Regions from separate parts of the Homo sapiens genome. Here region 2 is linked to region 1. Evidence: read pairs that join two places in POLR2A ChIA-PET (ENCODE). Cell type or tissue: Panc1. All regions are shown on one strand. Each heading gives the region's core, and the rest is flanking DNA. Links, peaks and the distances in the headings are about the cores only.

Evidence for each region. ChIA-PET counts read pairs that join two places held together with the same protein. Peaks named below come from ENCODE experiments on the same cell type or tissue, not always from the same donor. Only the 100,000 strongest peaks of a DNase experiment are listed, where the experiment ranks them.
Region 2: POLR2A ChIA-PET joins it to region 1 with 12 read pairs; 1 of 35 experiments calls an interaction of 5 or more read pairs at or near these places.

Annotation. Positions count from the first base shown.
Region 1 is chr11:1,587,606-1,591,850 of GRCh38, reverse strand. All of the region lies in intron 1 of KRTAP5-AS1 (KRTAP5-1/KRTAP5-2 antisense RNA 1), which reads right to left. Among named protein-coding and RNA genes, the nearest start is that of KRTAP5-1, 4.4 kb to the right of the region's middle. In Panc1, for the core only: no CTCF peak of the experiment used is centred there; a DNase peak (open chromatin) is centred at 2,420.
Region 2 is chr11:2,314,988-2,318,628 of GRCh38, reverse strand. It overlaps TSPAN32 (tetraspanin 32), which reads right to left. Exons shown (of 10, transcript NM_139022.3): 7 at 2,317-2,400; 8 at 1,962-2,053; 9 at 1,104-1,285; 10 at 425-766. The coding sequence ends at 705. Among named protein-coding and RNA genes, the nearest start is that of TSPAN32, 15 kb to the right of the region's middle. In Panc1, for the core only: no CTCF peak of the experiment used is centred there; no DNase peak of the experiment used is centred there.

The DNA.
Region 1 (4,245 bases), core at 906-3,405:
CACGCCTGTAATCCCAGCACTTTGGGAGGCTGAGGCAGGTGGACCACCTGAGGTCAGGAGTTCGAGACCAGCTTGACCAACACGGAGACACCCCGTCTCTACTAAAATACAAAATTAGCCAGTGTGGTGGTGCATGCCTGTAATCCCAGCTACTCGGGAGGCTAAAGCAGGAGAATTGCTTGTACCCGGGAGGTGGAGGTTGTGGTGAGCCAAGATCGTGCCATTGCACTCCAGCCTGGGCAATAAGAGTGAAACTCTATCTCAAAAAAAAAAAAAAAAAAAATTAAAGCTCTGCAATAGATGGGTCTTTTCTGGGTTCCTGTTCTGTACTTCTAACTATTTATCCATTCATGTGCTAGTAGCAAACTGTTTTAACAACGAAGACTTTATTATGCCTTAATATCAGGCAGAGACTACCCCTTCTGAATATTATTCAGGAGTGTCTCAGTTATTCACAAGTTTGCACATAAATTTTAGATCTATGGAATAATTTTCAGAATTAAATCCTTCTGGAATTTTAATTGAATAAAATCCATTGAATGTATGAATATAAGAAACTGAACTTTTTATAATGTTAAGACTTTCCACCCATGAACATGATATATTTCTCCACTTATGACGGTCTTCTTTTATTTATTTATTTTTTTGAGATGGAGTCTCACTCTGTTGCCCAAGTTGGAGTGTAGTGGCAAGATCTCAGCTCACTGCAACCTCCGCTCCTGGGTTCAAGCCATTCTCCTGCCTCAGCCTCCCAAGTAGCTGGGATTACAGGCATGCACCACCACACCCAGCTAATTTTTGTATTTTTAGTAGAGACAGAGTTTCATCATGTTGGCCAGGCTGGTCTTGAACTCCTGGCCTCAGGTGATCCACCCACCTTAGCCACCCAAAGTGCAGGGATTACAGGTGTGAGCCACCACGCCTGGCCAGATTGTGGACTTTTAAATAGACAAACTGTATATGCACATTTATCTCAATAAAACGGTTTTCTTTTTTTAAAAAAGACACATGGGGGCCAGGCGCAGTGGTTCACGCCTGTAATCCCAGCACTTTGGGCAGCCAAGGCAGGCGGATCATGAGGTCAGGAGTTTGAGACCAGCCTGGCCAGCATGGTGAAACCCCTTCTCTACTAAAAATACAAAAAATAAAATAAAATAAAATAGCTGGGCATGGTGACAGGCGCCTGTAATCCCAGCTACTTGGGAGGTTGAGGTAGAAGAATCACTTGACTCCGGGAGTTGGAGGTTGCAGTGAACCAAGATCTTGCCACTGCACTCCAGCCTAGGCAACAGAACAGGGCTCTGTCTTAAAAAAAAAAAAAAAAAAAAAGACATATGGGGACATGTAGTAGATTTGACATTTGTCCAACTAGAGATGAGAGAGACTCGGGAGAGGTGAGACAGGGAGAGTCTCCCAAGGTTGAAACTGGAACCCTCGGTCCAGGAAGGACATGGCATGAAGCAGGTGGGAGAACCAAATGTGCAAGCCAGCTTCCACAGCAGACATGGAAGGCCAGGGACTCCAGCCTGCACAGCAGACACAGAAGGCCAGGCAGCTCCAGCTTCCACAGTAGACACGGAAGACCAGGACTCCAGCTTTCACAGCGGACACAGAAGGCCAGAGACTCCAGCTTCCACAGCAGACTCAGAAGGCTGGGGACTCCAGCGGAGGGGCAGAGAAAGTGACAGCAGCAACAGACGAAACAGCCGCCAGTGACACCTTTCAAGCACTGAGGAATTTTGTGCCAACCAAAGCATTATTCAAAAGTGAGGGCAGGCCAGGCATAGTGGCTCACGTCTGTAATCCCAGCACTTTGGGAGGCCAAGGTGGGAGGGTTGCTTGAGCCAAGGAACTCTAGACCAGCTTGGGCAACTTAGAGAGACCCCATCTCTACACAGAAATTAAAATTAGCTGAGTGTGATGGTGTGCCTTTGTCATCCCAGCTGCTGGGGAGGCTGAGGAGAAAGGATGGCTTGAGCCCAGGAGCAGGAAACAAGCCACCTCCATGTGAAAATGCAGGCTGTCTACTGATGAATGCTCGGGAGGAGCAGGAAACAAGCCACCTCCATGTGAAAATGCAGGCTGTCTACTGATGAATGCTCGGGAGGAGCAGGAAACAAGCCACCTCCATGTGAAAATGCAGGCTGTCTACTGATGAATGCTCGGGAGGAGCAGGAAACAAGCCACCTCCATGTGAAAATGCAGGCTGTCTACTGATGAATGCTCGGGAGGAGCAGGAAACAAGCCACCTCCATGTGAAAATGCAGGCTGTCTACTGATGAATGCTCAGGAGGAGCAGGAAACAAGCCACCTCCATGTAAAAATGCAGACTGTCTACTGATGAATGCTTGTGAGGGAACTTCCGGAGGATGTTTTCAGGAAGAAGGAAGCTGAGCCCGGAAGGAAGAAGTATGGTGTAAGCAAGAACCACGCCTAGAGTTGTTGGTGGATGTGTGGCAAGTTTAAGCAAATACTGACTATAAATAAACAATGATGAGCAATGTGAGAGGAGCTAAGACGCTGGAGAAACTCCCACAGCTGACACCGGAGGGGCTGGGCAGGGGAAGAAGCTGTCCCCAGCTCCCTGCACAACTCTCAGCAGGGGAGGAATAGAGGGCCATCACGTGTAGACAACATTTGTTTAAAAATACACATGAAATGCATAAGGTTGCTGCTAAAAACAGGAATAGTGTATATAACTTCTAAGTCAGTCAAAGCAAAACAAAATAAAAACAAAAACAGAACCTTAAAAACTCCATCTAAAAGAAGAGGGGAAGGAAGCACTACCACAGGATGGTGAAATGCAAAGGGTGGTGGGAAGCAGCCCACGTATGTCAGAAATCACAGCAAACCCCACAGGCTTAGCTCATCGGGTAAAGAACAGAGACCCCAAAATATGGGAGCTTTTAAAGCAGCCCCACAGTAGTTACCTCACCCAGAAGCTTGCAGAAAGGCTGAAAGAAGCTGAATGAAAATGACTGCAGAAAAGGGAGGGAGGGAGGGAGGGAAGGAAGGAGGGACAGATAGAAAGCCCAGATGGCAGTGACTCTCTATCGCACGCCTCCTGGCCTGACAGTCCACGTCCAGCAGACAGTCACGCACCCCAGCACCCGCATGTTTAGAAAGTGCAAAAAGAACAATGGAGAAAATAAAGATATGAGCAGAACTAAATAAAAATGTTTAACACATACAACAAACAGAATCAACAAAATCAAAAGCTGGTCTTTCAAAAGACAAAGAAAATCAACAATATTTAGCAAAACCAATGAGGAAAAAAAGGGTCGGGCAGGAGAAAGAGCATGTATAACCTGAAGCAGGGATGAAAAACGGCAAATAGGCTGGGCACGGTGGCTCACGCCTGTAATCCCAGCACCGTGGGAGGCCAAGGCAGGTGGATCACCTGAAGCCAGGAGTTCGAGACCAGGCTGGCCAACATGGCAAAACCCTATCTCTACTAAAAATACAAAAATTAGCCAGGCATGATAGCAGGTGCCTATAATCCCAGCTACTCGGGAGGCTAAGGCAGGAGAATTACTTGAACCCGGGAGGCAGAGGTTGTGGTGAGCCGAGATCACACCACTGTACTCCAGCCTGGGTGACAGAGTGAGACCCTGCCATAAAAAAAAAAGAAAGAAAAGAAAGCAAATAATGACAAATTTAGCAGCTATTAAAAATAACAGGCTACTAAGCCAGGCGTGGTGGCACACGGTAGGGATTTGTAGTAGTCAAATGTGGTAGTCTGTAGTAGTCCCAGCTACTTCAGAGGCTGAGGACCACTTGAGGCCAGGCGTGAGTTCGAGACTGCAGTGAGCTATGATGGTGCCTGTGAACGGCCACTGCACCCCAGCCTGGACAACATAGCAAGATCCCATCTTCAAAAACAGAGGCAACTATGAAAAGTACATCCCAATAAATTTGAAAAACTTAGAATAAATGACATCTATGTTAAGAAGAAACACAGGAGGATGAGGCAGGAGAATTGCTTGAACTCGGAGGCAGAGGTTGCAGTGAGCCGAGATCACACCACTGCACTCCAGCCTGCGCAACAGAGCGAGACTCTGTCTCAAAAAAAAAAAAAAAAAAAAGAAGAAGAAGAAGAAGAAGAAACAAAAGGCTGGGCGCTGTGGCTCTCGCCTGTAATCCCAGCACTTTGGGAGGCTGAGGCAGGTGGATCATGAGGTCAGGAGACCAGCCTGGCCAACACGGTGAAACCCTGTCTCTACTAAAAATACAAAAATTAGCTGG
Region 2 (3,641 bases), core at 316-2,815, 730 kb before region 1:
ATTGTGCAAACATTTAGGGACCATTAGAGCTAATTCGTCATCAACGTGGTCTGAACGTCCAGTAAGAGTGGGTGTGGCAGGCAGAATATCTAAAATGCTCCACGCTTCCCACTAAATGTCCTGCCTTAATCACGGACCATGTGGCTGTGAGATGATGGGAAAGCTGATAAGATTTCTCTTTCAAGAATTCTGACACAGGCTACAACACGGATGGACCTTATGGACATAACAGTAAGTGACATAAACCAGACACAAAAGGATGAATCCTGTGTGACCCCACACATATGAGGTTCCTGGAGCAGCTGAATCCATAGAGACGAAAAGTGGATGGTGGGTGCCAGGGACCGGGGCAGAGAATGGGAGTTGGTGTTTACTGGGGACAGAGGTTCAGCTTGAGAAGATGGAAAGTTCTGGAGATAGATGGTGGTGATGGTTGCACAACAATGTGAATGTATTTAATGCCACAAACCATACACTTAACAATGGTTAAGATGGTAAATTTGATGTGATGTATATTTGACCACAATTTGCTCAATGCACCATTGCTGGTTTGAAGGTGGAGGGACCACAGGACCAGGGACAAGGACTTGGGAACCTCAGTCCTACAGCCATGAGGAGTTGACTTGTCAACAGCCTGAATGGTCCTGGAGGCAGATGCTTCCCCGGAGCCTCCAGGTGAGAGTGCAGCCCACCAAGGCCTGACGTCAGTCTGAGAGACCCCGCTCAGGGCACCCACTGAGCCCACCGCGACTTCTGCCCTGGAGAGCTGCGAGATCATAAATGGGCACTGCTTGCAGTCCTTACATCCATGCTGCTTCTTACGCAGCATAGAAAACCAGTGCAGCTTGTGTCTGGGTGGAGCCCTCCAGGCCGTGGGCCACCAGTGTCTTGCAGTCTGCCCTGGGCTGCTGCCTCCAGTGTGGTTTCCTTTGTGCTTGCTCCCAGCCCGTTCCCATGGAGGGATTTGGTGAGCTACCCCTTACCCTTGCATCTGTTCCCAATGGAGCCTGGCTCTCTGGCTGGGCCTTCACTCCCTTCCCTCCTCACAGCTCGGACCCTCCCCTCAGGGATCCCATGAGGGCTGACAGCAGGGGCGTCTTCACCTCTGTGGGCAGCCAGGTGGCAGGAGAGGGGCAGAGGCGCAGCATCGCTCTCCTGCAGCCACCGAAGACTACCCGAGCATCCTCTTGGACCAATAGCAACTGCTTCGGAGTGGAGACAATGTGTGGGTCCACCCTGGGAGCATCTCAAGAGGCTGGGCTCCTGGGGCTGGCGGCCACATGCTCTGAGGAGCAAGGGGATCATGGGGCTGTGGTGGAATGTTCTACAGGGGACCTGTGAGGCTATTGTGGAATGTTCTAGAGGGGATCATGGGGCTGTTGCAGAATGTTCTGGAGGGGATTATGGAGCTGCTGTGGAATGTTCTAGGGGGACTGTGAGGCTGTTGCAGAATGTTCTAGACGGGACTGTGAGGCTATTGTAGAATGCAGAGGACCCAGGGATGAGGGCTTGGATGGCCAGGAAGAGCAAGTGGGTGGGTTAATGGGCATGGCAGGCAGAGACGGGCCAGGCTCCGTGGGGGCAGGAAGAGCTGCCTGGCTGTGGGTTGGACCCTCCCTGCCCCCTAAGCATGAGGAGCTCTGGGGTATTCAAGCACAGAGATCCTGGCCTGGGGCTATAACCTGGAGGCCCAGAAGCATCCATCTCCAGGTCTTGGTAAGGCCTGGGGGTAAGCAAAGGGGGGTCCCCATGTGGGCCATGGGGTGCGGTGCATTGGGTCTGGAAACTCTCCAGGTCTCCCACCCCACCCTGGTGCTCAGCCACCCCCAAAGCGTTTCCTCTACAGTGTCAGCCTGGGGCTTGGTCCCGGGGCTCCCTCCTAGCAGCTGGCAGAGCAGATGCCTCTCGAGCAGAGCTGGAGGACCCTTCCAGAGGGTGTGGGGGCAGGCAGGGGGCCCTACCGTGGGGTCAGGGTGTATTTGCCCTTGCGGTCCAAGCTGCAGCCACAGCGGATGGCAAACCACAGGAAGGAGCTGAAGAGCAAGGCGGACACCTGGGAGGGAGACACCCGCGGCTGCCCCACTGCCCCAGGGTGCGGGCGCCCCTCCCCAGGAAGCATCAGGACTCTGCAGTGTAAGGGGGCGGCCCAGCTGTAGGAGGCAGGCCCTGTCACACCAGAGCAGCTCCCTGAGGTTGGCAGCCAGTGAGGCTCAAGACCAGAGATCCTGTCCCGGGTCACCCTTCCATCTGAGTCGGGGGCTGGGCAGGCTGAGGGGCAGGAGGTGGGAAGGGGCAGTGAGGGAGGCGAGAGGGTACCGTGAGGGCCAGGCCGATGCTGGTCAGGCTGGAGGCGACCTGCTGGTGTGTCCTCAGGAAGCTCCGGATGCCCTGAAGGCAGTCCTGTGAGAGGGCAGCAGGCATGGTACCCGCCCTGAGCGGCCCTCCCTGCCTGGACAAGCGGCCTCTGTGGGGCCATGGAGCTGCAGCGCCCACCTAGGCCAATGCCAGGGCAGCAGGGCGGCGGGTGCGGCACATTCCTAGGAAGCCCCCAGGGCTCTAGGGAAAGGCAGCACGAGCAGGTGAAGCCCAGTGGGACAGGGCTGGCCTCTGTGGGCACTCTGGCACTGCCCTGGGCCCGGCCGGTGCCGTCTCCCAGCTGTCCTGAGCGTCCATGTTGGGCCACACGTTGGCTCCCCTGGGCCGGGCCACTTCGAATTCACTCTGGGTTCCCAGCATCCAGCCCAGGGCCGGGCACAGCACCTTGGTGACCAGAGGGTGATGGCTAACAGGGAGGGCAGGAAGCCAGCTGGTGGAGGGGTGTGAGGGGGGTCCCCGCACAGTCCCAGCTTCCTGGTTCCATCCCAGGCTTCCAGTGCCACCCCAGGGCATGGCACCCAGAGGCATCTTTTCAGAAAAGGGAGGTGGCAGGCCTGTCTCTGAACCCTGGAGATGATGGCAACTGGGGCGGCCTGTGGAGGCCTCCGCAGGGTCTCAGGGCTCACCCTCCTGTCCCCCGCAGGCAGGTCTGCCTCCCTCCCGCCCATGCCAGCCCATCTGGGTGGCTCCGTGCCTGCCGCCTGTGCTGGCTCTTCCGGCTCCCCAGGAGGCTTTGCAGTCGGGCCCATGGCCCTGCCATCCCAAGGGTGCTCGAGGCAGGCCCTCGCTCCTGCTTTTCAGTCGGGGGCCTTTTCAGTCTCTCCTTGGGTGGCACAGGGGTCCTGACTGTTAGCCCTGCCCCCAATGCCGCTGGTCCCTCCCCAGCACCATCCTCAGCGCCAGCCCTTCTGCCCTCAGAGCCTTGGCTGTGGCTCCACCCCTCACCAGGCCTCCAGCCATTTGCTCTCCTCCCCTCTGTTTCTTGGAGGGTCGCCAGGTGCCTCCCACTGTGAGATAGGGTGGGTTTGTTTCCAGGACAGTAGGGGAGGGGAGCGGGGAGGGGAGCAGGGAGGGGGCAGGGTGGGCTGGGGGAGGGCTGCCGGGCACCAGGAGAAAGAGAGGAGGGCCCAGTCTCTCCCAGGGCCCTGGGGAGGAAAGGCTTCCTGGCCTCGGGCCCCGCTCTGTTGTTGCTGAAGCCCTGGCCACACCCTGGCCTACTTCTTCTCCTCTGAGTGCCCTTCAACTCCTTCTGATGCCCCCCAGGA